4 separate regions of the Homo sapiens genome follow, and regions 1, 2 and 3 are each linked to region 4. Evidence: read pairs that join two places in POLR2A ChIA-PET (ENCODE). Cell type or tissue: CD4-positive, alpha-beta T cell. All regions are shown on one strand.

Region 1 (8,000 bases), 95 kb after region 4:
TCAACCATTGTGGAAGTCAGTGTGGCGATTCCTCAGGGATCTAGAACTAGAAATATCATTTGACCCAGCCATCTCATTACTGGGTATATACCCAAAGGATTATAAATCATGCTGCTATAAAGACACATGCACACGTATGTTTATTGCGGCAGTATTCACAATAGCAAAGACTTGGAACCAACCCAAATGTCCAACAATGATAGACTGGATTAAGAAAATGTGGCACATATACACCATGGAATACTATGCAGCCATAAAAAATGATGAGTTCATGTCCTTTGTAGGGACATGGATGAAGCTGGAAACCATCATTCTCAGCAAACTATCGCAAGGACAAAAAAACCAAACACCGCGTGTTCTCACTCATAGGTGGGAATTGAACAATGAGAACACATGGACACAGGAAGGGGAACATCACACACTGGGGCCTGTTGTGGGGTGGGGGGAGGGGGGAGGGATAGCATTAGGAGATATACCTAATGCTAAACGACGAATTAATGGGTGCAGCACACCAACATGGCACATGTATACATATGTAACAAACTTGCACGTTGTGCACATGTATCCTAAAACTTAAAGTATAATAATAATAATTTTAAAAAAAGAAAATGTGGTATATAGACAATATGGAATACTACTCAGCCATAAAATGGAACGGAATAATGGCCTTTGCAGCAACTTGGATGGAGCTGGAGGACATTATTCTCAGTGAAGTAACTCAGGAATGAAAAACCAATCATCATATGTTCTCATTTATAAGTGGGAGCTAAGCTATGAGGATGCAAAGGCATAAGTATGATATAATGGACTTTGGGGACTTGCAGGGAAGAGTTGGAGGGGGTTAGGGATGAAAGACTACATATTGGGTACAGTGTACACTGCTCGGGTGTACCTGATGCACCAAAATCTCAGAAATCACCACTAAAGAACTTATCCACATAACAAAAAACCACGTGTACCCCAAAAACTATTGAAATAAAATAAAAATTCAAACAAAGGGACCTAGATAAGCTACAATGCCTATCCTTAGAACCGTGCAGGTATTTTGGCGAGAATGAGGCCTGGAGTGGTCTCAGAATTTTGTGGAAGGTTCTGAGAGATGTCCAGGGTGGTGTGTGCCTGTTCTCCTAGCAGCAGACCTAATGGCTAAATGTGGACTTGTAGCAGCTGACAGCAGCCTTGCGCTTACACATTTAGTACTTGAAAACCTCCCTTTTGACTGCATCATGGGAATCAAAGAATAAGTCATATAAGAAAAATCTATGAAGTCAGCAGCTGAAAGATTGAGTGGAAACATGTTTGCAAAGCCACTTTGCACAGAAGCTTGCAAAAAGAAGGGAGTCGGGATGTGTAGGAAATATGACAACTGAATATTTATGAGTGAAAATAAGAGCTAATGTAAATATTTAATGCATAATATTTAAATTATTGCCCACTTCAAAACTAAAATCATAGTAAAATACCAGACACTTTAGCAGGATTAACGTCTGCTTCATCCTGCTTCACATATAATTTTCACAGTAGTAGTTTAAGAAATTTTAGCTTAGGCTGGGCGTGGCGGCTCACACCTGTAATCCTGGCACTTTGGGAGGCCAAGGAGGGCAGATCACGAGCTCAGAAGATCGAGACCATCCTGGCTAACGCGGTGAAACCCTGTTTCTACTAAAAAATACAAAAAATTAGCCGGGCACGGTGGCAGTTGCCTGTGATCCCAGCTACTCGGGTGGCTGAGGCAGGAGAATCGCTTGCACCTGGGAGGCGGAGGTGGCAGTAAGCCAAGATGATGCCACTGCACTCCAGCCTGGGCGACAGAGCAAGAGTCTCAAAAAAAAAAAAAAAAAAAAAAAGAAAAAGAAATTTTAGCTTAGTTTGTGAATATTGCAATCAGTCTTAAAGCTATGAACATTGTGTCCAACATGACACTGATTTGCCCATTTCCAATAATTTGTATTTACCTGGTCTCTCCTTTTAGAGGAGGAGTCACACCTGCATAACTCATTAGACTATGATTGGATGGCAGCTGTACACGGTGGCTGAAGCATTAGTGTCTTTCAGTATGGTAGGGTCCCCTTTAGGGTGTTCAGCTTCTGCTGCTCAGCAGCAAATGTGTGACCAATTCAGTATGTGTTGGGTTCTCGACTTAATAGGGTGCTTAATTACTAACTTACATAAGCAAGTACAAGTACGTTTGTATGTATGCACATATTTAAGTAAGGTTTTCTGATGTTATTAGACACCAAAAACATATAAAATATACTTTATTAATAATTGTCAGAAATGTGCTATTAACACACATAGATGAGTTTGTGAATACTGCAAAAAGATTTAGCACTTTGAGAGTTGTCCAGGTAAGATTTTCCAAGAGGAAGGCCAAGCAGATACTTAGGGCATCTGCAAAGCAGCAATTTTGTGAAGAAGATTCCAAATATAGGCCAGGCGTGGTGGCTCACACCTGTAATCCCAGCACTTTGGGAGGCCAAGGTGGGTGGATCATCTGAGGTCAGGAGTTCGAGACCAGCCTGACCAACAAGGTGAAACCCTGTCTCTACTAAATACAAAAAATTAGCCAGGCATGGTGGAGCATGCCTGTAATCCCAGCTACTTGGGAGGCCGAGGGAGGAGAATCGCTTGAACCTGGGAGGTGGAGGTTGCAGTAAGCTGAGATTGCACCATTGCACTTTAGCCTGGGTGGCAGAGCAAAACTCTGTCTAAAAAAAAAAGATTCCATAATATTATTTGTTAATTGATGATTTATAAAAACCCAAAAAACCATTGAAGAAGTCATCATGGCTTCTGGATCTCAGCTTGGCAACAGCAGCAATGGAACCCATGGGAAAATAGAAAGCTGGTTCCCCCAAATTCCATCCCTGGAGATATACTCTCTGTGGTGTAAATTGTGGCTGAGTTCTTTGAGTATATTTTGTCAATTGTGGAATACTGGTATAGGTTCGTTATCTTTCTATTGCTTGTCTAGTGTAGTTCATTCATACTTCTATCCCGGTGCCTCACCCACTGTCTAGCACAGGGTAAGTACTCACTAATTGTATTCAATGTTCAACTCCACAATTGCTGGCTTGCCCATTTCTCACTGAAGTGGGATACAGCCTGGATCCCAACTGCAATTTGGTTTCATTTGTTCAGAGAAAAATAAACTTCCTTGAGACTTTTTCAGCCTAACAGTGGTAAACAATCACTCAAGTTGGCAGAAGAGGAGGCCTACTTAATCACTGTACAAAGGTGGTTTTCAGTCCAGTTGCTGGGTATACAGTCCTGCCAGATTTAGTGACAAGCAGGCCTGAGCTGACCAAGTCACTGGCTACATCTCCAGCGGTTCAGTAGGTGGCACTGCTGTTCTCTCTGTGCAGAAGCTGGCAGCCGCACGGAGGCTGTATGTTTGGGCAAGCAGGAATGCAAATCATCAGCTCAAAGCAGCCTTTCTGGGCAAGCAGCAACACAAACCCATTATCAGTGCGGTGGCAGCTGCTGCTGTTTGTCCCTGCTTGCAGGCAGTTTCAGAGTGAGGGCCTTTGGAATGTGACCATGAGACTGGAGACGTCAGGAAGCGAAGCCACTGGGCTAAAATAAGCAGGTTAGGAGTCAGTTATCTGGTTCCCCACAGATGTGTCTGGGAGCAGCTGGGAGGCTGAGACGGCAGGCAGGCCTTTCCTTCTTATAACTCTGGGCTGGAAAATCTCATCAATATGGAAAACTCTCTAAAGACCCATCTTGAAACCAAGTCAGCAAAAATCTAGAGTATCTTGAACTGGTGGCAGAATTATATTTGTTATACCTATGAGCTGGCTTTTCCTGGTCAGTCTTGATTTCTAATGTTCTGTTTTCTTGCTGATATAAGAGTATTAGGCTTTGTCCAACTGCATTTTCACTTGCGGTTTAGAAAATATGGTCACCGTAATTACCCTTCATTTCCTGACAGCTGAATCTCAACTGATATTATGGACTGACTGTGTCCCCCTCAAATTCATATGTTGAAATCCTTACTCTCAAACTGATGGTATTAGGAAGTGGGGCCTTTGGGTGATAATTAGATCATGGGGGTGGACCCCTCATGAATGGGATTAGTGCCCTTATAGAAGAGACCTCAGAGAGATCTTTTGCCCCTTCTGCCATGTGAAGTCACCATGAGAAGATGGCTGTCTATGAAGAAGCAGATCTCCCACACACTGAATCTGCTGGTACCTTGATACTGGACTTCTCAGCCTCTAGTACTGCAAGAAATAAATTTCTGTTGTTTGTAAGCCACCCCGTCTATGGTATTTTGTTATAGAAGCCTGAACAGACTATTTAATTTCTATTTAATTCAAACTTCTCACACAAAGTGATGGGAAACCACAAGTCACTGGGATTTGTTTTTTGCTAGTACTTTAGTTTATGGGGTGAATATCTGCCATTTTAGTGAATCCTTGTATACCATCCAAAGGGAGGCAGGAGTGAGGTAGCCATGAGTCTCTCAAATTTAAGTGGATACAAAGTAGCTCCTCGGAGAGCTGGATCCATATGTGTGTCATCATATCTGCGTCTGACAAATGCCTGGCATATGTGCTGCCCCTTCCCCTCCTTCTAGGGTTGGCGTTATTAACTTATTGTGGCACACTTTCCTTCCAGACCAGTTTTGGTCTCAGACAGATTCTTTGGCACATAGGATAAAACTTACTTGCCCAGTTTCAACCGTGGTTGACCTTTAATATTTGCATTATATCAGATAATGATAAAGGTCAAAATCTTAGCTAAAATAACAAACCTGGTCCTCCATAGCTGGCTCTTAAATAAAACAGAAACTCAGAGGAGCCGAAATCATAGAGCCCAAATACTAGAGCTCAAAGGAAATACGATGCATCTTCAGAATCTCAAGATAATGAAATTGATGCTCAAGAGACAAGCTGGATGGGAATTCTGCTTCTTGTAAGGGTAGAATCAGTTGTTGCAGGGTAACCCTGCATCCAAGAACTAGGAGAACTTGATAAAACAGGTAGAATGTCTGTTGGAAGGCACTGGAGAGCTAGCTAGGCAACAAAAACTTGAAATGGTCAAGAAAAGCAAAAAGAGAAATGAAGTAACATTGGGACTGGTTTTCCCCTTGAACGCTCTTGCAAATATGCAACCTGTGACTGAGAGGATGAGACGCTAAGCAAAGCATCCCACAGTTTCATGGGGCATCAGAAACAAAAATTGGATTTTAGAGCTAGTTAATGGTTTAGGGCCCTGGCAAACACTCCATGCTTTTAGTTGGGACCCTCAAACAATTACACTGCAGAAAATAAAGTTCCCTAAAAAGTCTGAAGCCCAACTTCAAATCACCTCAGTTTATGATTGGGTAAGATAATTGGTTCCATCTTAACTGCCTGCTGGAAGCTAAAATAAGTACTCTCTTCAGGAAGATAACACTTTCCAGAGATTTAAATCATCTCCATTTTTCTTTCTTTCTTTTTTTTTCTCCAGAAACTGCCCTGCATTCGAACAAAAAATATCTGGTATATCTCTAGGCAAAATTGCTGAAAACCAAGGTAAAAAACACTTAAGATATCCAGATATTGCAATGATCGGACGTGGAGTTTAAGATAATGATGATTTGTACATTCAATAAATTAAATGATGAGATAGAGCATTGTACAAGAAAACTGGAAACTATAAAAAAATAAGATACAATGTCTAAAACTGGAAAATATTATAGCTGAAATTAAGAACTCAATGGATTGGTATAACAGTGGCTTAGATATAATTGAAGAGAGAATGATCATAAACTGGATGATGAATCAGAAGATAGGAGTAAAGGATTAGATGGCGTTAAAATGTTCTAAGGCTTTGCTTTGGCCAGGAAGTGGCAAAATAATATTTTTCATTAGACTTTAATAAGTCAGAGATGAATGTTGAAATGCCTATGGTATCCACTAAAAGCTTAAGGAAAGATTGAATAACTAAAAATAGCTAACAGAGAGGGGAATATAATAAAAATATATAATCCAAAGTCCAAAAAAATTTAAAAAGAAAGGAATAAAAATAAACATAAAACAGATGGCACAAGTATAAAATAAATAGCAAGGTGGTGAGTTTAATTTTATACATATGAATCAAAATCTCTAATTAGAAGACAAAAATTGTCAGACTAGATAAAGCAAACAACATAAAACAAGACTCTATATTGTACAGAAGTACATATTGCAAATTCAAATAATTTGGGAAAATTGAAAATAAAAGTGTGGAGAAAGATACAGCATGAAAATATTAACCACAAGAAAGCTCATGTTTATATCAGCTTATATCATGTTTATATCATGTTTATATAAGCTCATACTTATATCACACAAAGTGGATTTTAAGGCAATAAGCAATACTACAGATAAAAATAGATATTTCATAATAAAGTGGCCAATCCAACATAAAGATATCGCTAGTATAAATTTTTATACACCTAATAATAAGACAATACCTGATAGAACAAAATGGAGACATATAAAAATCTACAATGGGCTGGGTGCAGTGGCTCACTTCTGTAATCCTAGCACTTTGGGAAGCCGAGGCAGGTGAATCACCTGAAGTCAGGAGTTTGAGACCAGCCTGGCCAACATGGCAAAACCTTGTCTCTACTAAAAATACAAAATTAGCCGGGCCTGGTGGCACACACCTGTAATCTCAGCTACTCCAGAGGCTGAGGCAGGAGAATCGCTTAGAACCCGGGAGGTGGAGATCGCAGTGAGCCGAGATTGCGCCACTGCACTCCAGCCTGGGTGACAAAGCAAGACTCTATCTCAAAACACAACAACAATAACAACAAAAACAAAAACTACACTGATAGTAAGAGCTTTAACTGATAGGACCAAATTTATTGGTCAATGGACCAAAAACTGGTCAATATTTTGGTCAATGGACCAAAAATAAATAAACAAATGAAGAATCAACAGGGTTAAAGAAGATTTGAACAACGGGATTAATAAAATGACCTAACTGATACATATAGAACACTGCCTGCACTCAACAACTGCAGGCGGAACATTTACCAAGATTGACTGTATGCAAAACTATGTAGTTTCAACATGTTTCGAATGATTTAAATCATATAGTATAGTCCATGACTGTAACACAATTAAACTATTAATTAAAAGATAAAAGTAGAAAATGTCTAATGTTTAGAAATGAATCAATACACTTTTAAACATATGTGAAAGACGAAATCACAGAGAAAATTTAAAAATATTTTGAATGGAGTGATAAGAAACATAGTAGATCAAAACTTGTGGGATGCAGTTAAAGCCATTCTTAGGTAGTCTTAAATGCATTTATTGGGATGGGGAAGGAAGAAAATTAATGATCTAAGACTCTAGCTCAAGAAATGAGAAAAAGAACAACAAATTAAGTATGAAGAAATTAACACAATGAATGAAATAGAAAACAAATGTACAATAGAGAAAATAAAATAGAGAAGAACAAAGGCCAATATTTGGTCTGTGAGGCAACCTACAAAATGGGAGAAAATTTTCGCAACCTACTCATCTGACAAAGGGCTAATATCCAGAATCTACAATGAACCCAAACAAATTTACAAGAAAAAAACAAACAACCCCATCAAAAAGTGGGCAAAGGACATGAACAGACACTTCTCAAAAGAAGACATTTATGCAGCCAAAAAACACATGAAAAAATGCTCACCATCACTGGCCATCAGAGAAATGCAAATCAAAACCACAATGAGATACCATTTCACACCAGTTAGAATGGCAATCATTAAAAAATCAGGAAACAACAGGTGCTGGAGAGGATGTGGAGAAATAGGAACACTTTTACACTGTTGGTGAGACTGTAAACTAGTTCAACCATTGTGGAAGTCAGTGTGGCGATTCCTCAGGGATCTAGAACTAGAAATACCATTTGACCCAGCCATCCCATTACTGGGTATCTACCCAAAGGACTATAAATCATGGTGCTATAAAGACACATGCACACGTATGTTTATTGCAGCACTATTCACAATAGCAAAGACTTGGAAC
Region 2 (8,000 bases), 63 kb after region 4:
TATATACAGATGCTGGAGGTTCGGTACGTGCAAAATCACATCAGAGTTTGGGTTTAAGAGTACATCTAGTTGTAGATTACAGAAGCATAATCACTAAGCCTGTCAGACATTATATGTTAGAAAACACAAGGACTAGGGTCATTTATCTTTTAAAGAATATAGTGACCAGGCAAGAGACTTGGAGGACCGTCTGCTAATACTGCACTGTCCTCAAAGCATGCTTTCAGAGAGCTGCACATTGTTGTGGAGTCAGCGCTTCGTGAAATTATGTTAGCAAGCAGAAATGAGCAGACATGGCTGCTTATGTTTGCTACTTTGTCTCCTACGAGGTTGGGTGTAATACACAAACATGGAAGGAGAAGTGTCTGGACATTGTACAGAGCAGGGAGTCCCCAGAAGTAAGTGAGAGGAGCCTTGTGGGTGTGGAAATTACAGATTTGCTCAATATATGTATCAGTGGATGGGCACCTTGTTTTCAGTTGAGAAATAATTTGGGCTTGTGACAAGGGAGTAGATTTAAAAGCTATAGTAGCCCTTGCTTCAGCAACACAGGCGCCAACATAGAAGTAATTCTGTGAGGCCTAGCTGGGCCCTCTGCATAGGAGTGATGAGCACATTGGAAGCATCCCCTATTTTAGAAAAAGAACACTTTCTCAAAGGGAAAAAATTTGAAATCAATAGTTGTGTCTTCACCTCATCTTTTAATGCATTAATTTGTTGACATCTGTTCTCTTTTGTTAAGATAGATGATTGCTTAAGGAGAACTCTGGGTATAAGGTGACGTTTTCACAGTCTACACCACGAATTCATCATTTTACTCACTTGGGGATCTAGCTTTGAGTTATTTTTGGATTCAAACATGTCAAGCTGTCGGATTTGATAGCATTGATCTATCCAGTTTGGGCAGGGTTTTCCTTTTTGACTAACTTTTCTAACAGTTCCTCTAGGTGTGTTTAATTTTCAATTTCTCACAATCTTGTTAGAAGCTCTGGTATCCCAGACTGTTGAGGGTTGCTTGACTTGATCAGGGTTTATTGGAGTTCCATATAGTCTTGGAAAAAGTGCTGGTTACATGTTTCTCTTAAGGAATGACAATTTTTTTATGGTTTAGGGGCTGTCCCTTGCTAATTAGCAGTATTCTAAGTTACTGCCAAACCATTGGTTGAATAAGCGCTTTATGCCTTTTTGTTATTTTCATCACATTAACAAATTGCATATTTTTCTGAAGCTCTGATGACACTGCAGGTGATTGATGAGGGAAGTAAAGCCGGGTGAAGCCTATAGGCTTGCGTTCCTCTGAGGCTCCAGAACCCCATGGTTCTGAAAAGAGAATGATTTGGGCAGGGAGTGGGATAGTGGGAGTCCTGGGGGCTACTGTGCATATTTCAGAAAACTTAATGGAGATCACAAAGTTACCCACCACAAGGCTGCACAGGATACCTAAAAGGTCAGTTTACTTTTGGCAGGAGTTACTGCAATCTTGGTTATCAAGCTGCTCAGAAACACTGGCAGTAGCATATGCCTTTGATGAATAATATATGAAAACAAATGAATTACCTAATAAATGCAGTTCACTTTAAAGACATAAGTTTTCAAAACACAGGATAGAGTTGTGGCCGGGTGCAGTGACTCAGGCCTGTAATCCCAGCGCTTTGGGAGGCCGAGGTGGGCGGATCATGAGGTCATGAGATCGAGACCATCCTGGCTAACACGGTGAAACCCCGTCTCTACTAAAAATGTGAAAAATTAGCCGGACGTGGTGGTGGGCACCTGTAGTCCCAGCTGCTCGGGAGGCTGAGGCAGGAGAATGGCGTGAACCCGGGAGGCGGAGCTTGCAGTGAGCCGAGATCGCACCACTGCACTCCAGCCTGGGCGACAGAGCGAGACTCTGTCTCAAACAAAACACACAAAAACATAGGATAGAGTCATACTGGGTTAAGGGTGGTCTTTGGTGATGGGAAAATGCCATTTAAAAAAATGTCCTTCACTTTTTTTCTAGTCCTTTTTCTTCTACCTGTTGTGATAGTTTTGCCTATCTTACTTATCCTTACCTGCCTATCTCTCTCTTTCCTACTTTGTCCTTTCTGTTGCCCTTCCTGTTGCAACAAGTTTCTTAACCATCAGGATATAGTAGAAGCTCCTTGACAAACCCAGACATTAGTTAGTCAGCAAATCAAAAAAGAAGTTAGTTGAGAAAATAATTACCTACAATCAGCAAGAAGATCAACAAGTTGACCCTATAATCAGTTGATTTTCGGCAAAGGTACAAAGAGAATTCATTGAATAAAGGATAATGTAACAAATGGAGTTGGAACAATTTGATATCCATATGCAAAAATATATAAATAACCCAATCTGGATCCATATTTACACCATATTTTTAAAACTAACTCAAAATGGATCAGATGTAAAATCCAAAAATGGATAGATTAGATGTTATTAAAATTAAGAATTTCTCAAAAGATACTGTTAGGAGAATAAAAAGACAAGCGCCACAGACTGGAAGAAAAGGATTTGTATCCAGAATACATAAAAAGTTCCCCCAAAAAACATTTGAACAAACACGTTAACAGAAAAAGGAATGATGACACATAAGGTACTCAATATTGTTAGTCATTACGGAAATGCAAATTAAAACCACAATGAGGTACCACTTCACACCCATTTTAATGGCTGAAATTAAAAAGAATATCAAGTGCTGGCAAAGATATGAAGTAATTGGGACTCTATTACACTGCTGGTGGGACAGTTTCACAGTTTTCTTAAAAAGTTAAACATGTGCCTAACCTATGTCCCATCCATTCCACTCCTGTGCATTTATTCAAGAAATGAAAGTATATGTCTACCCAAGGACTCATTCATGAATGTTTGTAGCAGCTTTGTTTGTAATAGCCCCAAAAAGAAACAATCCAAATACCCATCAACAGAAGAATGAACAAAATTGCAATATGCAATTGCAGAGTACTACCCAGCAATAAAAAGGAACAGATTCTTCATACATGCAACACCATGGACGGACCTCAAAATAATTAAAGTGAAAGAAGCCAGAGAAAAAGACTACACCCTGTATGATTCCATTTATGTAAAGCTCTAGAAGATGCAAATGAATCTGGTGACAGATTGGTGGTTGCCTGGAGATGGGTGGAGGAATATTAATGAGAAGAGAAAGAAAATGATTGCAAAGGGCATGAGAGAATTTGGGGGTGACTGATGTGTTCACTGTCTTGATTGTAGTGATGGTTTCCCAGATGTAGACATCTGTCAAACTTATTAAATTGTATACTTTAAATATGTTTAGTTTATTCTGTGTCAATTATACCTCCATCAGCCAGAAAAAAATACCCTCTTCTCCCCCCTGCACCTCCCTACCCAGGATAACTTGTATATCATAAACATTTTATTTATATTTAAATCAGTAATACACTTTCATTTGACAGATTTGGTTCTTTAGACCCTCTAGTTGTAGGACTACACTTTCTTGCAAACCTTCATTTATGATGCACTGTAAGAATGCTTCCTATTTGGTTCTCTTTAAAGTGGAATTGGAACTTAATGACACATGAGAAATACTATAAATATAGAACCTCTCTAGACTTGTAGGATTTCCATTTTTTAAAATCTTTTGCTTTTTTTTCCCCATGTTTAATTCAGTATTTTGTGTATATGATTTGCCTCATCTGCTCAAAGCATCCTACTGAGTTATCAAAACAGTATTTTTTTTTTATAATTATATTTCATTGGTTTGTGCACTTTTTTATTAAATTACATCATTGCAATGGCAAACGTAACTGTGGCATAAGCAAGTCTGGGAATAAACCTGAGTAACTTTTGGTAAGTACAGAACTCTGCTGGGGGAAACCATATGCAGATGGTGCCTGATAGCGAGGAGGCTCCCAGCTGCCAGCATTCATCTGGCCGAGGTCATTCATCATAGTGTGGCTTTACAAAGCAATTTAGAGGCAGTTAATTGCTGGATTGGTTAAGGAAAGGTTGATTGAGAGAAGATTCTACTGCTCAAGCTCGTTTAAATCCTTACTTCCCTCACCTGTAAATATTGAGTCCCTACCTGGGGGTGTTAAATGAAATCATTAAATTAAGTGTTTATTGCAGTCACTGGCATGGAGTAAGTGCCAAAGATGTTCCGTATTAGGATCATTTATGTTATTTCTGGAAGCATTCTTATGTTAGGGCAAGATTGTCTGACTCAACACTTATTTTACCGATGAGGAAAATGGCTCAATGTTTGATGGCCTTTTCCATCACCAACCAGTTAGGTGGTAACCCCTAAGAAAGCTTCCCAGGGGCCTTCTTACTAAGAGGCTCCTGAAGAGTTCTCTAATAGCAGTGGAGGAATTGCAGATCCTGTGTCATGGATACAGGAGCTTCTGAGAGTGGCTTTACTTTATGTCTCTCAAATCGATGGGTGCGTTGATGGAAAGGGAGATAAAACCAGGCCTCAGTGAGGCAGTGAGATGAGAAGAGGGTTGAGAAAGTTGTGCAACTGGCAGGCAGATAAAATCTGTCTTAATAAGGATGGATAGAAATTTTGTGACAGCCGTATTTGTTTTTTCCCTAGTTGGGTCAGCTTCAAACTGAGACCTGTGCTCAAAAACCTATTTCTTCTTTGGATGGAAAAATGATCCATTTGTTTCTCTTATCTAAAACAGGATCTGTGATCTACCCTAACATGAAATTTTAAGTGTAGATTATTTTTAAAAAATCTAATCGAAATTCTGACAAAGCATTTGACTTATAAGGTTTGCATTTTTGTATTAAGAATTTTATTGAACTGAAAAATTTCTGAAAGAGAAATTTCACTCCCAACGTCTCTCATTTACATTTTTGTTAGATTTATTAATGCATATGTAGCACTTTGTATGTATGCCGGGAAGCAAGAGCTTTTTGAAAAATTGTGTTGGAATCTCAATTGTTTTCCAGATTTCTTTTTCTTTCTTTCTTTCTTTTTTGAGACGAAGTCTTGCTCTGTCGCCCAGGCTGGAATACAATGGCATGATCTCGGCTCACTGCAACCTCCACCTCCAGGGTTCAAGCAATTCTCCTGTCTCAGCCTCCTGAGTAGCTGGGATTACAGGCATGTGCCACCATGCCTGGCTATCTTTTTGTATTTTTAGTAGAGACGGGGTTTCACAACATTGGCCAGGCTGGCCTCAAACTCGTGACCCTCAGGTGATCCACCCACCTCAGCCTCTCAAAGTGCTGGGATTACAGGCGTGAGCCACCATGCCCGGCCCAGATTTCTTTAACCTCGTATTCTATGTAGGTGGGATATAACCTGTGGTTCTTTGGAATTGGGGTTTTAACAGTAAGCAATCATATGATGTGTAGTGTAAGAAGCACTAATGTTTTATTACAGCTTTCGGGGTAAAAGCATTGCAAAGGAGGTGACAGGCGTATTCTGTTGCCCAAAAGTTTATGATTTCTCTTTTGATGTTTTTCATGTTGCATGTTTGGATTTGCATTAGTTGAAAGTTCTAAGAAAATATCTAGCAAATTAAGCTACATGTGAAAGCTTTATTCAAAACTGCTAAGCATTAAAATTCAAAAGGATGATTTTATCTAAGAAGAATATTTAAAATAGTCAAATTAGTGTTTTTTATTATTAGAACTGCCTCTATATTGAGGTTAGAGCAAGTACTTTGGCATTTAGTTTTCTTGGTTTATGTGTAATTTTAATTAACAAGATATTAATTATGAGTCTGAGGATTTCAGAATTTATTATTAAACCCAAAAGAAAGGAAATAAGAAAGGTCTGAAATAAATGGAGTTCTCAACTTGTAGAGATGTGCTCTTTTTGAAAATACAAACTTCCAGGTCAGATTTCCAGTTTGGGCCAAGGAAGTAAGCTTTCACCTCTTCAAAGACAATATTGTCTTTGCAGCTGTGGAGGTTTGCGGGGAGAGAGGTCAGAGCCAGATGAAAACAGTTTTATAGGATCTATGTCAGCATTTAGCAAGGTTGATCTTGTCGGGTATGAAGTCACTCAGATGGGGGATACAGAGATATTGCTAGCTGTTGTACTATGGAAGTCACGTGATGGGATTCCATGTAAATGTCACTCCAAGTAGGCTCTCCTCTAGGGCAGGGACTGTCTTTGACAACTTCTATCCATAATGCCTACTATAGGGCTGTGCCCATTAGCTGTCTGTCAAACAAATGTGCTGGCAGCTGTGGGGAATTCAGACAATTTTCTTTCCTAGTTTTGTGTTTTGGGTGCCTACTTCCTTGGGGATTCCTTTCAGAAAACCAAATGTCAAAATATTAACAGTAAAGAAAATACCTGGATCATAAGAACTGCCTTCATATCTTACACATTTAGAATAAAAGTGATTCTTAGTCTGTTCAGGCTGCTATAACAATACCTTAGACTGCGTAACTTATAAACAACAGAAATGTATTATTTACAGTTGTAGAGGTTGGGGAGTCTAAGATCAAGGTGCCAACAGATTTGGTGTCTGGTTGAGGGCCTGTTTCTTTCTTTCTTTCTTTTTTTTTTTTTTTTTTGAGACAGAGTCTCGCTTTATTGCCCAGGCTGGAGTGCAGTGGCACGATCTCAGCTCACTGTAACCTCCACCTTCTAGGTTCAAGCGATTCTCCTGCCTCAGCCTCCCAAGTAGCTGGGACTACAGGTGCCCACCGCCATGCCCAGCTAATTTTTGGTATTTTTAGTAGAGACGGGGTTTCACCACATTGGCTAGGCTGGTCTGGAACTCCTGACCTTGTGATCTGCTCACCTCGGCCTCCCAAAGTGCTGGGATTACAGGAGTGAGCCACCACGCCTGGCCAAGGGCCTGTTTCTTATAGATGATGTCTTCTAGCTGTGTCCTCACATGGCAAAGGTGTGAACAAAGCATACTTGGACTTCTAAGGGCACCAAACTCATTCTGATTAGATCAGAATCCTGATAATCTAATGACCTCCCAAAAGGCCCCACCCCTTCTGTTGTTTTTTGCTTTTGTTTTTCTCTTCTTTTCACAGGTGTTGAAGGTCCCACCTCTAAAAGCCATCACCTTGGGGCTTAGAGTTTCAACATATGAATTTGCAGGAGGAGGCACAAGCGTTCAGACCATAGCAGTGCTCCTGTGTGGGATTATTTAAGTAGTTAAGATTAAAAAGTTAGAAAACGTCAGAAAAAGAAGACACCTTAAAAATCCTGTTTCCCAATCCCTGTACTGTATAGAAAGGGGGACAGATACAAGAATTGCTTAGAATCAAGACCTCTAGAGCTGTGCCATTCAGTACAGCAGCCTAGCCACATACTGCTGTTCAAATGAAGTTTAATTTTTTTTTTTTAATTAAAAATCCAGTTTATCTGGCCAGGCGCGGTGGCTTACGTCTGTAATCCCAGCACTTTGGGAGGCCGAGATGGGCGGATCACCGAGGTCAGGAGTTCAAGACCAGCCTGACCCACATGGAGAAACCCCATCTCTACTGAAAATACAAACTTAGCCGGGCTTGGTGGCACATGCCTGTAATCCCGGCTATTTGGGAAGGCTGAGGCAGAAGAATCGCTTGAACCTGGGAGGTGGAGGTTGCGGTGAGCCGAGATTGCACCATTGCACTCCAGCCTGGGCAACAAGAGCAAAACTCTGTCTCAAAAAAAATAAAAATAAAAAAATCCAGTTTATCAACTGCACTAACGATATTTCAAGTTCTCCGTAGTCACATGTGGCTAGTGGCTACCATATTGGACAGCACCCATTATACAACGTTTCAATTACTAGAGAAAGTTCTATTGGACAGTGCTGGGCTAGATTTTTTTCACCAAAATCTTTCCTGTCCTCTGTGAAAACCTTAATGAGTGGGTTCCTAATTATTAGCCCTTAACACTGTTTCACATATTTCAACAAATGATTTAAATTTAGAAACAATGTATGGAATACTTCTGTTACTTATTCATTTTTGGTTATCCTGGGTGTGGGGCGGTGTACCTGGGAGACTCAGGGAGTTGTGTTGAGTTCATTCAGACATCAACAGCCTTA
Region 3 (8,000 bases), 200 kb after region 4:
TCATTTTTTTTTTTTACCAACCTAGAGGTGAGCAGTGTGATTGTTCCCATTTTCAAAAGACAAATCTGTGGCAGAGACAAGTTATCAACTTGCTCAAGACTTTCTAGCTCTGCACTGGTACAGACATGATTCTCACTCAACAAGGTGACTTCAGAGTCTATATCTCTCCCATGCTACATAGGCACAAGTCATTGGGTAACACTTCTAAGAAAGCTCTTCTGCCCTTTCCCACTTTCTCCTTCTTCTTACCTGAAGCAGATGTATTTGTTAGAGCTACAGTGGCCATATTCCACTCTAAGGCAACTGTGAAGATGAAAGCCATGGGCTTGGGACAGCACAGCAGAGAAGTAAAAGGAACCTAGATCCCTGTTAATGTCATGCACCTGCTTGCTAGGCCTGAAATACTCACCTCCAGACATCCATGTTCTTTCAGACACTATTATTTGGGTTTTCTACCTTATCCAATGGATTGAATCCTGATACTAGCCTGTCAGTGTAGAAGTGCCCCGGGGTTCCGTCACTGGACCTTGCTATTGTCTGAATGTTGGTGTCCCCTACAAAATTCAGGTGTTGTAATTCTAACCCCCAAGATGATGGCATTAGGAGATGGGGCCTTTTGGAGGTGAATGGGTCATGAAGGTAGAGCCTTCATGAATGGGATTCGTGCCCTTACAAAAGAGGCTCCAGAGAGTTGCCTTGTGCCTTCTACCATATGAAGATAAAGTGAGAAGTCACCATCTGTGAATCAGAAAATGGGCTCTGACCAGATACTGAATCTGCTGATGTCTTGATCTTGGGTCTCCCGGCCTCCAGAACTATAAGAAGTACATTTCAGTTGTTTATAAAATACCCAGTCTATGGTACTTTGTTATAGCAGCCCACATGGGCTATGACTGAGCTCTCCTTTTTTTTTTTTTTTTTAATCTATGGAGACTTCATATACAGAGACTTCTGAAAACTTTTACATTTATGTCTCTAGCCCAGACTACTCTCTCTTTTTTTTTTTTTTTTTTTTTTGAGATGGAGTCTGTTGCCCAGGCTGGAGTGCAGTGGCACAATCTTGGCCCACTGCAAGCTCCACCTCCCGGGTTCACACCATTCTCCTGCCTCAACCTCTCAAGTAGCTGGGACTACAGTTTCCCACCACCACGCCTGGCTAATTTTTTTGTATTTTTAGTAGAGACAGGGTTTCATTGTGTTAGCCAGGATGGTCTCGATCTCCTGACCTCGTGATCCGCCTGCCTCGGTCTCCCAAAGTGCTGGGATTACAGGCATGAGCCACTGCGCCCAGCCTCTCAGACTACTCTCTTGAACTACAGATTCATTAATTTTTTTTTTTTTAAGATAGGCAGAGTTTTACTATGTTGCCCAGGCTGGAGTGCAGTAGCTATTCACAGGCACCATCATAGCACATTAAAGCCTTGCACTCCTGGCCTCCAGCAATCGTCCCACTTCATCCTTCTGAGCTGCGACTACAGGTGCACCACCATGCCTGACTTCACAGCCTATTGACATCTCTGCTTCGGCATTATCACTGCTGGGTTGCACTGCTATAACAGAATACCACAGAGTGGGTAATTTATAAAGAACAGGCATTTATTTCACACCGTCCTGGAGGCTGAGAAGATCAAGATCAACACCCTGGCATCTGATGAGGGCTTTCTTGTTGCATCCTCACATGGCAGAAGGTAGAAGGGCAAGGGTTGGGGGGACAAGTGTTGTGTCCTCACACTGGCAGAAGAGCAGAAGAGAGTGAACCCACTCCTGCCAGCCCTTTCCATAGTGACATTAATCCATTATTAATCCATTCATAAAAGCAGAGCCTTCATGAACTAAACACCTCCCATTAGGCCCCACCTCCCTTCTAAAGAAATTCCTCCTCCAGTCTTCCCCATTATAGAAAATGGCAACTCCATCCTTTAGTTACTCAGATCAAAAATTTGGACTCATGCCTGACTCCTCTCTTCCTTTTCCATCCCACATCTGATCCAACACAAAAGTCCCATTAGTTCTATCCTCAATACGGTGCAGAGTTCAACCACCTCTCATCCAAATTATCTTAGTAACAACTGCCTTCCCGGCCACTCCCCTAAAATATCGATGCCTCCCCAGCCCAGCTTTATATCCCCCTTGTTCCTTCTTTTTCTGTAGAAAAAACACACTGCACATTTTCTGTACATTTTACTTATTTGCTGTGTTTATTCTTTGTCTCCTCCTCTTGCCTGTATGTTGCATGGGGGCAGGCATTTTCGCTGGGTTTTCCCTGCTGTTGAATCCCCCATAAACAGATGCTAATTGAATAGTGGCTTCCCCAGGACAGAGGCCCATGGGGCTATCAATTTTCTAAATGTCCATTTCCCTAAATCCCTTTATCTCTTTTGGATCTGTCCTCATTTTAAAATAAGAAACTAGCATTTCTGTGAACTGACTAGGAATAATTTCAATTGTCATTTCAGTAAGAAGTTTCATTTTGGACCAGTGACTATGATTATCCTTCCTTAAATACATAGGAAATCATTTTGTTGGTGTTGACATTGCACGAGATGAAGAAGGGATGGGGCTCAGTGTGTGGTTTGGGCTCTTTTGTTTGCAAGAAACCTCTAGAGATGTATTATAGTGACCCCAAGAAAAAGAATTTGTTTAGTTTTTTTTTTTTTTTTTTGAAACGGAGTCTCGCTCTGTCGCCTAGGCTGGAGTGCAATGGCATGATCAAGGCTCACTGCAATCTCCGCCTCCCGAGTTCAAGCAATTCTCCTGCCTCAGCCTCCCGAGTAACTGGGACTACAGGTGCGTGCCACCACGCCCAGCTAATTTTTTGTATTTTTAGTAGAGACGGGGGTTTCACAGTATTAGCCAGGATGGTCTCGATCTCCTGACCTCGTGATCCGCCCGCCTCGGCCTCCCAGAGTGCTGGGATTACAGGCGTGAGCCACCGCGCCCAGGCTTGTTTAGTTTTTTTATTTACTTATATAATAATAAAGAAACATGTGGACCTGGGCTGGGGACAAGCAGGAAAGTCACCAAGAATCACGAGGCACGTGGTTTCTCTCTGTACATCTGCTGCATTGTCTTCTCTAGGCTTACTTACCAACTTCCGCTGCTTACTCATAATTTCTGTTTCCTCTTCGTTTTTCCGGGGCCCTAGTTTACCTCCGGGCTTCCGTTGGCATCAGCTTCCATTCCCCTACATCTGATGGCTCGGCCCCTGTTTCTCAAAATTAGGCAGCTGTGGTTTACAACAGGGGACAGTCAACAGATTGCTCCAGTCAGTGCTCATCCCCGTCCTTTCTGCTGTGGTCAGGGTTTGGAAAGGGTCCCATAAAGCAAAACACGCCCCCAGAAGCTTTGCGCAGGGAAGGTAGATAGGAGTCACGCCCCTCCCCCATTGTCATCGCCATAGAAACAGGTTCCTGTTTATTCAGATGACTGTCTGTTTAACTGTTTCAACTCCACTTTGACTTGGAAAAGTGTTCTGGGATACTGACATTGTTTTATGATTCCCATCTTTGACTACCTTATTCTAGCACCAAATGTTAAACATGCAGCCCATTAATGCTTGAGCTTAGCTTTGTTTTCAGAATCTTCTGCCGGAAGCTTCTAGCTTCCTTCCAAGCTCTGGGGACAGAGAGGAGCCTCCTCTTTTGTGGAGTGTATTCAATGTGTGTGTATATATATATACATACATATATATTTTTTTCATTTAATTTTTTTTTTTAACTGTGACTAGTTCAGGATGACATTTTACAAAATCCCCCCGTTTTTTTTTTTTTTTTTTTTGGTCTGTTATTGTTTCTGGAAAGGAAAGTTTTATTTCCTTGTTTATTCTGTGTCTTCTCCTCTCTCCTGTATGTTGCATGGGGGCAGGAATTTTTGTTAGTTTTTTCTCCCTGTTCAATCTCCCATAAACAGCTGCTGATTGAACAGTGGCTTTCCCAGGACAAGGGCCCGTGGGACTACATTCAATGGTTTTAACTTGAATGCAGAATAATTTTTTTTAAGAGATTACCTTTTATTTCATTTTTTATTTATTTATTTTTTGGGGGGGACGGAGTCTTGCTCTGTCACCCAGGCTCGAGTGCAGTGGCACCACCTTGGCTCACTGCAAGCTCCGCCTCCTGGGTTCATGCCATTCTCCTGCCTCAGCCTCCCAAGTAGCTGGGACTACAGGCACGTGCCACCACGCCTGGCTAATTTTTTGTATTTTTAGTAGAGACGGGGTTTCACCATGTTAGCTAGGATGGTCTCAATCTCCTGACCTCGTGATCCTCCCACCTCGGCCTCCCAAAGTGCTGGGATTACAGGCGTGAGCCACTGCACCTGGACAGATTTTATTTTTTAAAAAAATCTTTAGTTCAAATGTATGCCAATACTTTTAAAAGCCAGGTAATATTAAGAGACTGTTGTTCTCAATCACCTGGCATACAGAAAGTTCTGGAATATTCATATTCCCATTATACAGCTGAACCACTGCTGGAGTCTTGTCTTTTGCTGCCATAAAGAAACAGATATGGAGTAATATGTGGTTAAGAGCAGAGCTCCACTAATTTGATATCTGACTATTAGTCACATGTCATTTTGATTCTGAACATCATCTGTGACTAGAAGATAAAATTAGTTCCTTTTTTTCTATGTTTTTATGATACTGTGTTTGGTTCCTAATGTTCTGAAAAATGCTAATGTGTGTTTTTCATAGAGCAACCTAAAATATATTTCCTTTAAGAAAACAACAGGCTCAGCCCAACTGTAGGAATTATATTTACTCTGTAAATCAAATTTGTTGCCAGCCTCTGCTTCTGTGGTCAGAGAGGGAAACAATTTACTAACTGTAATAGTTACTTCCTCATTTTTCAAGGGGTGTTAATTTTATGCCTGCTGATGGCTGCAATTTTTCTCAAATGCAAACATAGAGTCAAATAATTTGACATTTGTCAAATATTTTACATTCTAGTTAGAAAACATAAATCGTTTTCTTTTAAAAACCCAACCTCTAAAGCTGCATGTTTCTCCAAGTCAGTAGTGCCTTCATTTTATGAGGGAAATGAAATCAATCATCCCTGGATAATCAAGAATTAGGACAGAATTGCTCCTGACAACCCTGACATGGTAACACCAAAACAGCTCCTCCCTGACACCTGGCTAAATAGTGAGGGGGGTCAGCCTGGGTCTGTGTCTCTTGGCTGGGGAATATTTCCTGTGCTATGGGGTCTTGGATTCCTGCTCATTCTTCACAGCTGCTTTACCCACACTGCTGTGGCCACTGTCTGCCATTGGTTACTCCCCTCCTTCCTCTGTGGAACGGCTGCCTCCACTACTGCTGAGCTGTGAATAAGTCCCAGGTGTTTGCCTGCTTGTTTGTCTTCATCTAACCTAGACTTTAGGTTGCATGAAGGCAAAAGAGGTGTCTCTCCTATTCATCTTTGTATACCCAGCACCAGTACCAAGCAGGTGCTCAATAAATGATTGTTGACTGATGAGGGAATAACTCACCATAAATTAGCAGCAAGCAGTCATGTATTTTTTTCTCACAATAAAATGCACTTTTAAAAAAATCAGCACCATATGCACATATATTAATTTCTCATGCAATAGTTTAACAGTGAGAGTCTAAGGGTAATTGCTTCACCATATCTGTTGCTCTTGTTGGGGCTCAGAAAATTATACCCCAGAACGAAGGCCTCAGAAGCAAAGTTTCTCTCTGACCTTCTCCTGCCCTCCTGTCTCTCATCCTTTATAGTCCCCTGAGGCAAGTCATAGAAACTAGAAGAAACTAGAATTTCTCTCCCCCATGGTGGGTCATAGAAACCAGAACTCCCTTTCCCCAAAGCAAGCATAAAGACCAAAAATGTTACTCTAACCTTCTCCCAGCTTTCTGTGTAATAGCTGGCCATAAACAAATTAAGACCCTCATTCCAGAGGGGTCCTGCCCCCATTCCTGGAGAAAGGAATGGCACACAGAGAAGCCAAGAATATGAGCCCACACTTCCTGGGTTTCCTCCTCAGTCTATCACGTTAGTCCTTGGGGGAAAACCTTTGGCCCGATCACATTTCTACATAGCTGTCCATTCTTTGTTTAACCTAAGCATAAAAATTGATATTTTCCCCTGTATTTTTGGGTCTTCATTCCAAAGGCTCTCATGTTACCTAAAACTGTGATCAAACACATTTGTTGGACGGGCGTGGTGGCTCACGCCTGTAATCTCAGCACTTTGGGAGGCCAAGCGGGGCGGATCACAAGGTCAAGAGATCGAGAACATCCTGGCCAACATGGTGAAACCCTGTCTCTACTAAAAATACAAAAATTAGCTGGGCGTGGTGGTGTGCGCCTGTAGTCCCAGCTACTTGGGAGGCTGAGGCAGGAGAATTGCTTGAACCTGGGAGGTGGAGGTTGTAGTGAGCCGAGATCGTGCCACTGCACTCTGGCCTAGGCGACAGAGTGAGACTCTGTCTCAAAAAACAAAAAAACACATTTGTTATGCTTTTTTCTTGTTAACCTTTTCAGCCCCTATACTGTCTGCCCCGCTGTTGGCTTTATTTGACTGATCTGGCGGTTTAAACAGGTGTTCATTTCTGGACCATGCTTCTGCCACCTCCCCCTCACTCTTCAAGCTCCAGCCATACTGGCCTTTCAGTTCCTTAAATGTGCCAGCCTCTTTCTTGCCTCTGGCTCTTCCGACTTTTTCCTCAGCTTGGAAGTTTCTCTCTCTTGACCTCCTTATTTTGGCTAACTCTCATCATTCTTTCAGAATTCAGCCTAAATGTCAAATTCCTCAGAGTTGCTTTCTCTGATGCTCTGATATCAGTGATCTCCCGTGTTCCCCTAACACTCTGTTTTTGAATTCTGCATAGCACTTATTATTTTATCACTATATAGTTAGCTGACTTTTTCGTTTATTTGATGCCTGTCTCCTTCATTTGGCTGTTAGTTTCATAAGAATAGGGTTGAAAATTTAGTGCCTAACACCTAGTGGGTGCTCAATAAATATCTGTTGAATGAATGAATTAGTGACTGAATAAATAGAATGAATAAATGACCTAACAGCTCAATGTGTGTTAAAAGTGGTTTTGTTGTTGTTGTTGTTTTGTTTTTTTGTTTTTTGTTTGGATGGCAGTATAGACACAATATAAATTAAGCAATGAATACATTGGAGCAAAATTTAGAGTACCAACATCAAGAGATAGTGTGGTATTTCATTTCAGGTTATCTCACTTATTATTAATTACTACTTAATTGGGAGTCGTGTTTCCTCATCAGTTTTTAGAAAAAAGTTTAAACCAGCTGGGTGCGGTGGCTCACGCCTGTAATCTCAGCACTTTGGGAGGCCAAGGCCGGCGGATCACGAGGTCGGGAGATCGAGACCATCCTGGCTAACACAGTGAAACCCCGTCTCTACTAAAAATACAAAAAGAAATTAGCCGGGTGTGGTGGCGGGCGCCTGTAGTCCCAGCTACTCAGGAGGCTGAGGCAGGAGAATGGCGTGAACCCAGGAGGCGGAGCTTGCAGTGAGCCGAGATGGCACCACTGCACTTCAGCCTGGGCGACAGAGCAAGACTCCATCTCAAAAAAAAGAAAAAGAAAAAAGAAAAAAGAAAAATGTTTAAACATACGCTTTATGGTTTGTGAACCTTCACAGTACTCTCCATTTCCACAACACTTTTCACTTTAGCAATAAAAAATTTGTGTACATAACTTTTCTTCAACTTTATGTGTAAATTCAGAAGTTAATGTATATTTAAAATTTATTATTATACCTTTACTTCCAAGTAAAATTTGAGGCCACTATCATACTAAGACATTTTTCAAACATCAGACAAATAAGTTCATATAAAGATTAAGGCAATAGTTAGGCTTTTAAGAGAAGAAAATCGATTACTACAGAACTCTAATGTTGAGGCCAGGCACAGTGGCTCATGCCTGTAATCCCAGCACTTTGGGAGGCTGAGGCGGGCTGATCATGAGGTCAGAAGATTGAGACTATCCTGGCCAACATGGTGAAACCCTG
Region 4 (8,000 bases):
TAATTTGAGCAATGCCAGTTTTCTATTTCATGGTAAGACAAAAGGAAAAGACTGAGAATCCAATTGTCACCTACAAACAAGAAGGCAGAAGATATTCCTTATCTAAGTCAAGGATAAATAGATGACCTTAAAAAAGTTCCTTGTTTTTTTAACCTGTTGATGGTGTGACCATGACAATGTTGTGGCTTATAAACCAAGAAAAATGAAAGATGCTTGTAATCCATCTATCACAGAGCTTTGCACATAGTTGATACTGGATAAATACATGTTGAACCCAGTTTCTCTGAATACTAGTTTGAGAAATAGAGTCATTTAGAACGCTTGGCAGGAAATATCTGGTACTTATTTTTCCTCAGATTGAAATCTAAAAACATCTCAGGAAACCGTTGAACTCAGGATTGTTAACTTGAACCAGAGTCATACAAAAGACATCTAGCTCACTGGGCAATGCTTTTTAATGACAGAATGCCCTATTTCACCTAGAACTTTCTTCTTTTTTTTCTTTTTTTTTAAGTATACTTTAAGTTCTAGGGTACATGTGCACAACATGCAGGTTTGTTACATATGTATATATGTGTCATGTTGGTGTGCTAAACCCATTAACTCGTCATTTACATTAGGTATATCTCCTAATGCTATCCCTCCCCGCTCCCCCAACCCTACGACAGGCCCCGGTATGTGATGTTCCCCACCCTGTGTCCAAGTGTTCTCATTGTTCAATTGCCACCTATGAGTGAGAATATGTGGTGTTTCGTTTTCTGTCCTTGCAATAGTTTGCTCAGAATGGTGGTTTCCAGCTTCATCTATGTCCCTACAAAGGATGTGAACTCATCATTTTTTATGGCTGCATAGTATTCCATGGTGTATATATGCCACATTTTCTTAATCCAGTCTATCATTGATGGACATTTGTGTTGGTTCCAAGTCTTTGCTATTGTGAATAGTGTCGCAATAAACATACGTGTGCATGTGTCTTTATAGCAGCATGATTTATAATCCTTTGGGTATATACCCAGTAATGGGATGGCTGGGTCAAATTGTATTTCTACTTCTAGATCCTTGAGGAATCACCACACTGACTTCCACAATGGTTGAACTAGTTTACAGTCCCACCAACAGTGTAAAAATGTTCCTATTTCTCCACATCCTCTCCAGCACCTGTTGTTTCCTGACTTTTTAATGATCGCCATTCTAACTGGTGTGAGATGGTGTCTCATTGTGGTTTTGATTTGCATTTCTCTGGCGTCCAGTGATGACGAGCATTTTTTCATGTGTCTGTTGGCTGCATAAATGTCTTCTTTTGAGAAGTGTCTGTTCATATCCTTTGCCCACTTTTTGATGGGGTTGTTTGATTTTTTCTTGTAAATTTGTTTAAGTTCTTTGTAGATTCTGAATATTAGCCCTTTGTCAGATGGGTAGATTGCAAAAATTTTCTCCCATTCTGCAGGTTGCCTGTTCACTCTGGTGGTAGTTTCTTTTGCTGTGCAGAAGCTCTTTGGTTTAATTAGATCCCATTTGTCAATTTTGGCTTTTGTTGCCATTGCTTTTGGTGTTTTAGACATGAAGTCCTTGCCCATGCCTGTGGCCTGAATGGTATTGCCTAGGTTTTCTTCTAGGGTTTTTATGGTTTTAGGTCTGACATTTAAGTCTTTAATCTATCTTGAATTAATTTTTGTATAAGATGTAAGGAAGGGATCCAGTTTCAGCTTTCTACATATGGCTAGCCAGTTTTCCCAGCATCATTTATTAAATAGGGAATCCTTTCCCCATTGCTTGTTTTTGTCAGGTTTGTCAAAGATCAGATGGTTGTAGATATGTGGTATTACTTCTGAGGCCTCTGTTCTGTTCCATTGGTCTATATCCCTGTTTTGGTACCAGTACCATGCTGTTTTGGTTACTGTAGCCTTGTACTATAGTTTGAAGTCAGGTAGCATGATGCCTCCAGCTTTGTTCTTTTGGCTTAGGATTGTCTTGGCAATGCGGGCTCTTTTTTGGTTCCATATGAACTTTAAAGTAGTTTTTTCCAATTCTGTGAAGAAAGTCATTGGTAGCTTGAGGGGGATGGCATTGAATCTATAAATTACCTTGGGAATTATGGCCATTTTCACGATATTGATTCTTCCTATCCATGAGCATGGAATGTTCTTCCATTTGTTTGTATCCTCTTTTATTTCATTGAGCAGTGGTTTGTAATTCTCCTTGAAGAGGTCCTTCACATCCCTTGTAAGTTGGATTCCTAGGTATATTATTCTCTTTGAAGCAATTGTGAATGGGAGTTCACTCATGATTTGGCTCTCTGTTTGTCTGTTATTGGCTATAAGAATGCTTGTGATTTTTGCACATTGATTTTGTATCCTGAGACTTTGCTGAAGTTGCTTTTCAGCTTAAGGAGATTTTGGGCTGAGACGATGGGGTTTTCTAAATATACGATCATGTCATTTGCAAACAGGGGAAATTTGACTTCCTCTTTTCATAATTGAGTACCCTTTATTTTTTTCTCCTGTCTGATTGCCCTGGCCAGAACTTCCAACACTATGTTGAATAGGAGTGGTGAGAGAGGGTATCCCTGTCTTGTGCCATTTTCAAAGGGAATGGTTCCAGTTTTTGCCCGTTCAGTATGATATTGGCTGTGGATTTGTCATAAATAGCTGTTATTATTTTGAGATACGTCCCATCAATACCTAATTTATTGAGAGTTTTTAAGCATGAAGCATTGTTGAATTTTGTCGAAGGCCTTTTCTGCATCTATTGAGATAATCATGTGGTTTTTGTCTTTGGTTCTGTTATATGATGGATTACGTTTATTGATTTGCGTATGTTGAACCAGCCTTGCATCCCAGGGATGAAGCCCACTTGATCATAGTGGATAAGCTTTTTGATGTGCTGCTGGATTCGGTTTGCCAGTATTTTATTGAGGATTTTTGCATCGATGTTCATCAGGGATGTTGGTCTAAAATTCTTTTTTTTTGTTGTGTCTCTGCCAGGCTTTGGTATCAGGATGATGCTGGCCTCATAAAATGAGTTAGGGAGGATTCCCTCTTTTTCTATTGATTGGAATAGTTTCAGAAGGAATGGTACCAGCTCCTCTTTGTACCTCTGGTAGAATTCGGCTGTGAGTCCATCTGGTCCTGGGGTTTTTTTTGGTTGGTAGGCTCTTAATTATTGCCTCAATTTCAGAGCCTGTTATTGGTCTATTCAGGGATTCAATTTCTTCCTTGTTTTGGAGTGTGTATGTGTCCAGGAATTTATCCATTTCTCCTAGATTTTCTAGTTTATTTGCATAGAGGTGTTTATAGTATTCTCTGATGGTAGTTTGTATTTCTGTGGGATCGGTGGTGATATCCCCTTTATCATTTTTTAATGCGTCTATTTGATTCTTCTCTCTTTTCTTCTTTATTAGTCTTCTTAGAAGTCTATCAATTTTGTTGATCTTTTCAAAAAACCAGCTCCTGGATTCATTGATTTTTTGAAGGGTTTTTTGTGTCTCTATCTCCTTCAATTCTGTTCTGATCTTAGTTATTTCTTGCCTTCTGCTAGCTTTTGAATGTGTTTGCTCTTGCTTCTCTAGTTCTTTTAATTGTGTTGTTAGGGTGTCCATTTTAGATCTTCCTGCTTTCTCTTGTGGGCATTTAGTGCTACAGATTTCCCTCTACACACTGCTTTAAATGTGTCCCAGAGATTCTGGTATGTTGTGTCTTTGTTCTTATTGGTTTCAAAGAACATCTTTATTTCTGCCTTCATTTTGTTATGTACCCAGTAGTCCTTCAGGAGCAGGTTGTTCAGTTTCCATGCAGTTGAGCAGCTCTGAGTGAGTTTCTTAATCCTGAGTTCTAGTTTGATTGCACTGTGGTCTGAGAGACAGTTTGTTACAATTCTGTTCCTTTACATTTGCTGAGGAGTGCTTTACTTCCAACTATGTGGTCAGTTTTGGAATAAGTGCTATGTTCACCTAGAACTTTCAAGTCTTGATTCATAGTAGATTAATTTTGTCCTTTAAAAGAGAACAAACCAACATAGCAAATATTGGGTTATTTTTTCCACTTACAGGCTTTACTAGAATAGAAAATGCTAGCAATTTATTTGTGGGTACTGAAACTTATGGTATGATCTAAACAGAATAAGATGGTGGGATGGCTTTTCTTTAAGATCAAATTTTTGTCTTTAAGTACTATGATTTTTTTTTCCCTTTAAAATGTCTCCTATAGTGATCCTTTTCCTCGGTTCTCCTTTTAACTCCCTAACTGCAAATTCTCATCGTCTCATCCCAACGATGATACAATATATTTTCGGCTGGCTTCCTTGTCACCACTTTTCCTATCAAATGTATCCTGAATGTTACTATCAGAGTATTCTTCCAAAACGATGTTTTCATCACATCATTCTTATCTAGTAACTTACAATAACTTCTTAGAGCTGGACAAATCAACTTCAAACTTGGGCAAGGCATTGCTTCTCATAATCTCCTCCCCACCGGCTCCCAGCTTTGTACACCAGAGTGCGCTCTGTTGCAATCTTAGCATCCTGCATGGGTCCCTGGTACAAACTGTCCCTTTAAGGTATCTGTATCTGCATGCAACAGGAAGTGGGGTGTGGTTTGTTCTGGGATGAGACTACAGTTGTATGCTGAAAAGAGTTTATCCTTGACCTAGAACTAGTACTGCTTTTAGAAAAAAAAATCTTGTTTACCGTTAAAAAGGAGAAAGTTAAATAGCACTTACAGTTAAAAAGAAAAAAAGGCAAATAGCAACAGACAAAGAATATAAAATGTAAATGCTCCTGGTAATAACAACCACTATTTATTGAGAGCTTACTATGCGCTAGGCCCTACACATACATTATGAGTCTTAACTCTGAAATAGATACCATTATCCCCATTTCACAAATATCTTGTCCAAGATCACACAGCTAGCAAGCCAAAACTGCAACTCGGAAAGTCTGGCTCCGTACACACGCCCCTAACCACAAAACTATAATAACTCTTCATTGGATCTAAAGCTGGCATCTACCCTGAAACCTGAGAAGTGCCTGCTCTAGGAAATAACAAATGTTTTCTGCTTATATGCTAGAAGGAATTTCCTCTATCTTGAAGGGAAAGGTTTGTTTTTTTGTTTTGTTTTGTTTTGTTTTTTTAACAAATGCACACTGTAGTGTAGGTCCAAACAATACACAGTGGTACTCTTATCACCCTGGCTTCCACTTTTGAGCAGCTCCTTTAGGTATTGATCAGGTGTTTCCTCTTACAAAGAAACCCCACAGATTACCAAGGGCAATGTTTTAACCCAAACCAGACCATGGGCCACAATATTACAAATTGGAGAGTGTGGTAGGATTGGTTTGGAGTAGAGTCCATGCTGTGATCCTCTGTGGGAGACTGTTGGCTAAACCCAACTTGGCAACTTTAATGGTGCAAAAAAATGGCCCAAACCAGGAAGGCTGCAGAATCAGTATGTCAGCACTTAAAATAGAATTTTCTAGTAGAAATGTTAACACAATATAGAAGTAGAGAACTATGACTAGGTGATCAACAGCATATAGGAAGTGGCCATACCTAGAATTTCAGGCATAAGAAGATCTTGTACATGGGATGTTGCCTCCGTTGCCTACTATAATATAACAATTTAATCATTTCCCATTGGCTCATAAGAGCTGGTTGTGCACATCTCTTCCCAACCTTGAGTTCAGTGGCTTGTGCTGATAACCTAAAACTGGCCACAGTAGGAGTATTTATACCATGGGCAACTAGAAATGCTACAAATCAGAGTTCCCTCCCACATCCCTTCCCAGCCAGTTTAGCAACAGCACAGCACTAAAACTACCCCAAGAGTTGCTTAAAACAGCAACTATTTATTATTTCTCACAATTCTGTGGGTTGACTAGGCTCATCCGGGCAATCTGTTCCATGTGGTAAAGCTGTGGTGACTCATACAGCTATATTCAGCTAAGATAGGATTTCTCAAGCTTGGCACTAGATTCGGGGCTGGATAATTGTTTGTTGTTGCGTCCTGTGCATTGCAGGCTGTTGAGCAGCATCTCTGGCCTCAACCTACTAGATGCTAGAAGTGACAACCAAAAATATCCCTGGACATTGCTAAATGTCCCTGAAGGCAAAATTGCCAGGGGTTGAGAACCACGAAGCTAAGAGCTTGGCTGGGGCTGGAACACAAGTATCCTTTCTCATCTTCCACATGTCCATGATCTTTTATTAAAGAAAAATGTTATTCATGACATTTGTTACAGATGGTAATGCAAACTTTTCAGGGGAACTACTACCATGGAGTTTTGTATTAGGAGAGAGAGATTGGGCTCAACTCCAAATACAACAAGGAAAAGTGGGGATTTGTAGCCAAGGAGCAGGGGTGGGAGTCAGTGGATAGACAGTTACTAAGAGGAAACATCAAGGTTAGGGGGATTGTGGCCAAACTGACTTGAGAGGATTCTTGCTGAAGGCAGGCCAGGCTGATCTCATACGGAAAGTTGGGGATTTTTATGAAATTGACCCAGCAAGATTCTTGCTAAAACGGAACTAAGCAGGCCAAGGACGAGGCAAGGTTGGGGCCTAGTCAAAAAGAGGAATCAGAGGGGCCTGACTCAAGTTTGGTCAAGGACGGAGTCTTTGTCACCCTCTCCATGTGGCCTCTCATCATTCCATAGTCTGGCTCAAGTTTCTTTGCAGCATGGTGGCTGGCTTTTGGGAGAGCAAAAGCAAATTTAGGGTCCAGACTAGAGCAATTGCACTTTTGCTGCATTTCTAATTGGTCAAAGCAAGTCACAAGGCCAGGTTAGATTTAAGGGGAAGGCAAACAGACTCCACCTTTTGAAGAGAGGAGTAGCACATTTGTGTTCATCTTTAATCCATGCAGTGCTATGTTTGCATTTAAGGACTTAGAACAAATATTCTGCAGGAGGAAAGGAAATCTTAAGACAAAATTCTATTCGAGATTGATTGAAATGAACTCCAGAACCATACATAGCAGTACTTATTACTGGACTAAATGTGAAACTGATTGTTCATGTGATGGTAAATTTTTGTTACCTATAACAATTACAGCATATTTGAAGTTTCTTAAAATGGAAGCAATACCATGAATGTTCAACTGTTTACATCATTTAGAATTAGTACTTAATGTATTATATCTTCTGACAGTTTCCGTTTTATAGTTTTGAAGATATTTCCCAAGAAGTTTTCTAAAGAACTGGTTGTTTACAAGAGGGATCCAGTATCTGTCTTTTCACCATTGTATCAATACTCACCTGATTGCTAGTGCCAGAAGTAGATTGTTTTCTTTTCTTTTTCTTCTTCCTTATTTTTTTTGAGATGGAGTCTCACTCTGTCGCCCAGGCTGGAGTGCAGTGGCACCATCTGGGCTCACCACAACCTCCGCCTCTCAGGTTCAAGAGATTCTCCTGCCTCAGCCTCCCGAGTAGCTGGGATTATAGGAGTGCACCACCACACCCAGCTAATTGTTATATTTTTGGTAGAGATGGCGGGGGTGGTTCACCATGTTGGCCAGGCTGGTCTCAAACTCCTGACCTCAAGTGATCTGCCTGTCTCAGCCTCCCAAAGTGCTGGGATTACAGGTGTGAGCCACTGTGCCCAGCTAGAAGTAGATTTTTGTTGTTGTTGTTCCAAGGCATTATTTCCCCTAAAAATATTCAGCAGGACTCTACTTCCGTAGAATGTTAATAAGCATTACATGTAAAAGGATTTATAGGTTATATACATTTGGGAAATTCTAAGTTGAGAGTAAACAGGTTTCTTTACTGCTGGACTTTTAGGATCTTTACTATGCTAATATATATTGTGACTCATACAATATACAGTGTTTCCTAGACTTATTTTACCACAGAAATAGAGGCACGTCTTATATAACTAGTGTTCCTCAGGATATTCTTGGTAGAAATCATTCCAAGTAGAAATAAAGGAGGAAGCTGAATCTTGAGAGAAAATTCTAGCCAAGATCAATCAAAATTAACTCCAGAAACAAGCAGAGCAGTAGCCT

Evidence for each region. ChIA-PET counts read pairs that join two places held together with the same protein. Peaks named below come from ENCODE experiments on the same cell type or tissue, not always from the same donor. Only the 100,000 strongest peaks of a DNase experiment are listed, where the experiment ranks them.
Region 1: POLR2A ChIA-PET joins it to region 4 with 13 read pairs; 7 of 35 experiments call an interaction of 5 or more read pairs at or near these places.
Region 2: POLR2A ChIA-PET joins it to region 4 with 10 read pairs; 10 of 35 experiments call an interaction of 5 or more read pairs at or near these places.
Region 3: POLR2A ChIA-PET joins it to region 4 with 10 read pairs; 5 of 35 experiments call an interaction of 5 or more read pairs at or near these places.

What each region holds. Positions count from the first base shown.
Region 1 is chr6:139,216,041-139,224,040 of GRCh38, forward strand. It overlaps a transcript of TXLNB not described here. Among named protein-coding and RNA genes, the nearest start is that of TXLNB, 72 kb to the right of the region's middle. In CD4-positive, alpha-beta T cell, a CTCF peak has its summit at 3,309 (motif pointing right); a DNase peak (open chromatin) is centred at 3,361.
Region 2 is chr6:139,183,806-139,191,805 of GRCh38, forward strand. It overlaps a transcript of TXLNB not described here. Among named protein-coding and RNA genes, the nearest start is that of HECA, 53 kb to the left of the region's middle. In CD4-positive, alpha-beta T cell, no CTCF peak of the experiment used is centred here; no DNase peak of the experiment used is centred here; H3K27ac peaks cover 477 bases.
Region 3 is chr6:139,320,639-139,328,638 of GRCh38, forward strand. It overlaps a transcript of TXLNB not described here. Among named protein-coding and RNA genes, the nearest start is that of TXLNB, 33 kb to the left of the region's middle. In CD4-positive, alpha-beta T cell, no CTCF peak of the experiment used is centred here; DNase peaks (open chromatin) are centred at 3,133 and 3,363; H3K4me3 peaks cover 823 bases; H3K27ac peaks cover 2,752 bases.
Region 4 is chr6:139,120,560-139,128,559 of GRCh38, forward strand. No RefSeq gene overlaps it. Among named protein-coding and RNA genes, the nearest start is that of HECA, 11 kb to the right of the region's middle. RefSeq lists an enhancer at 6,073-6,574. In CD4-positive, alpha-beta T cell, a CTCF peak has its summit at 4,488; DNase peaks (open chromatin) are centred at 4,532, 4,932 and 5,902; H3K4me3 peaks cover 625 bases; H3K27ac peaks cover 3,227 bases.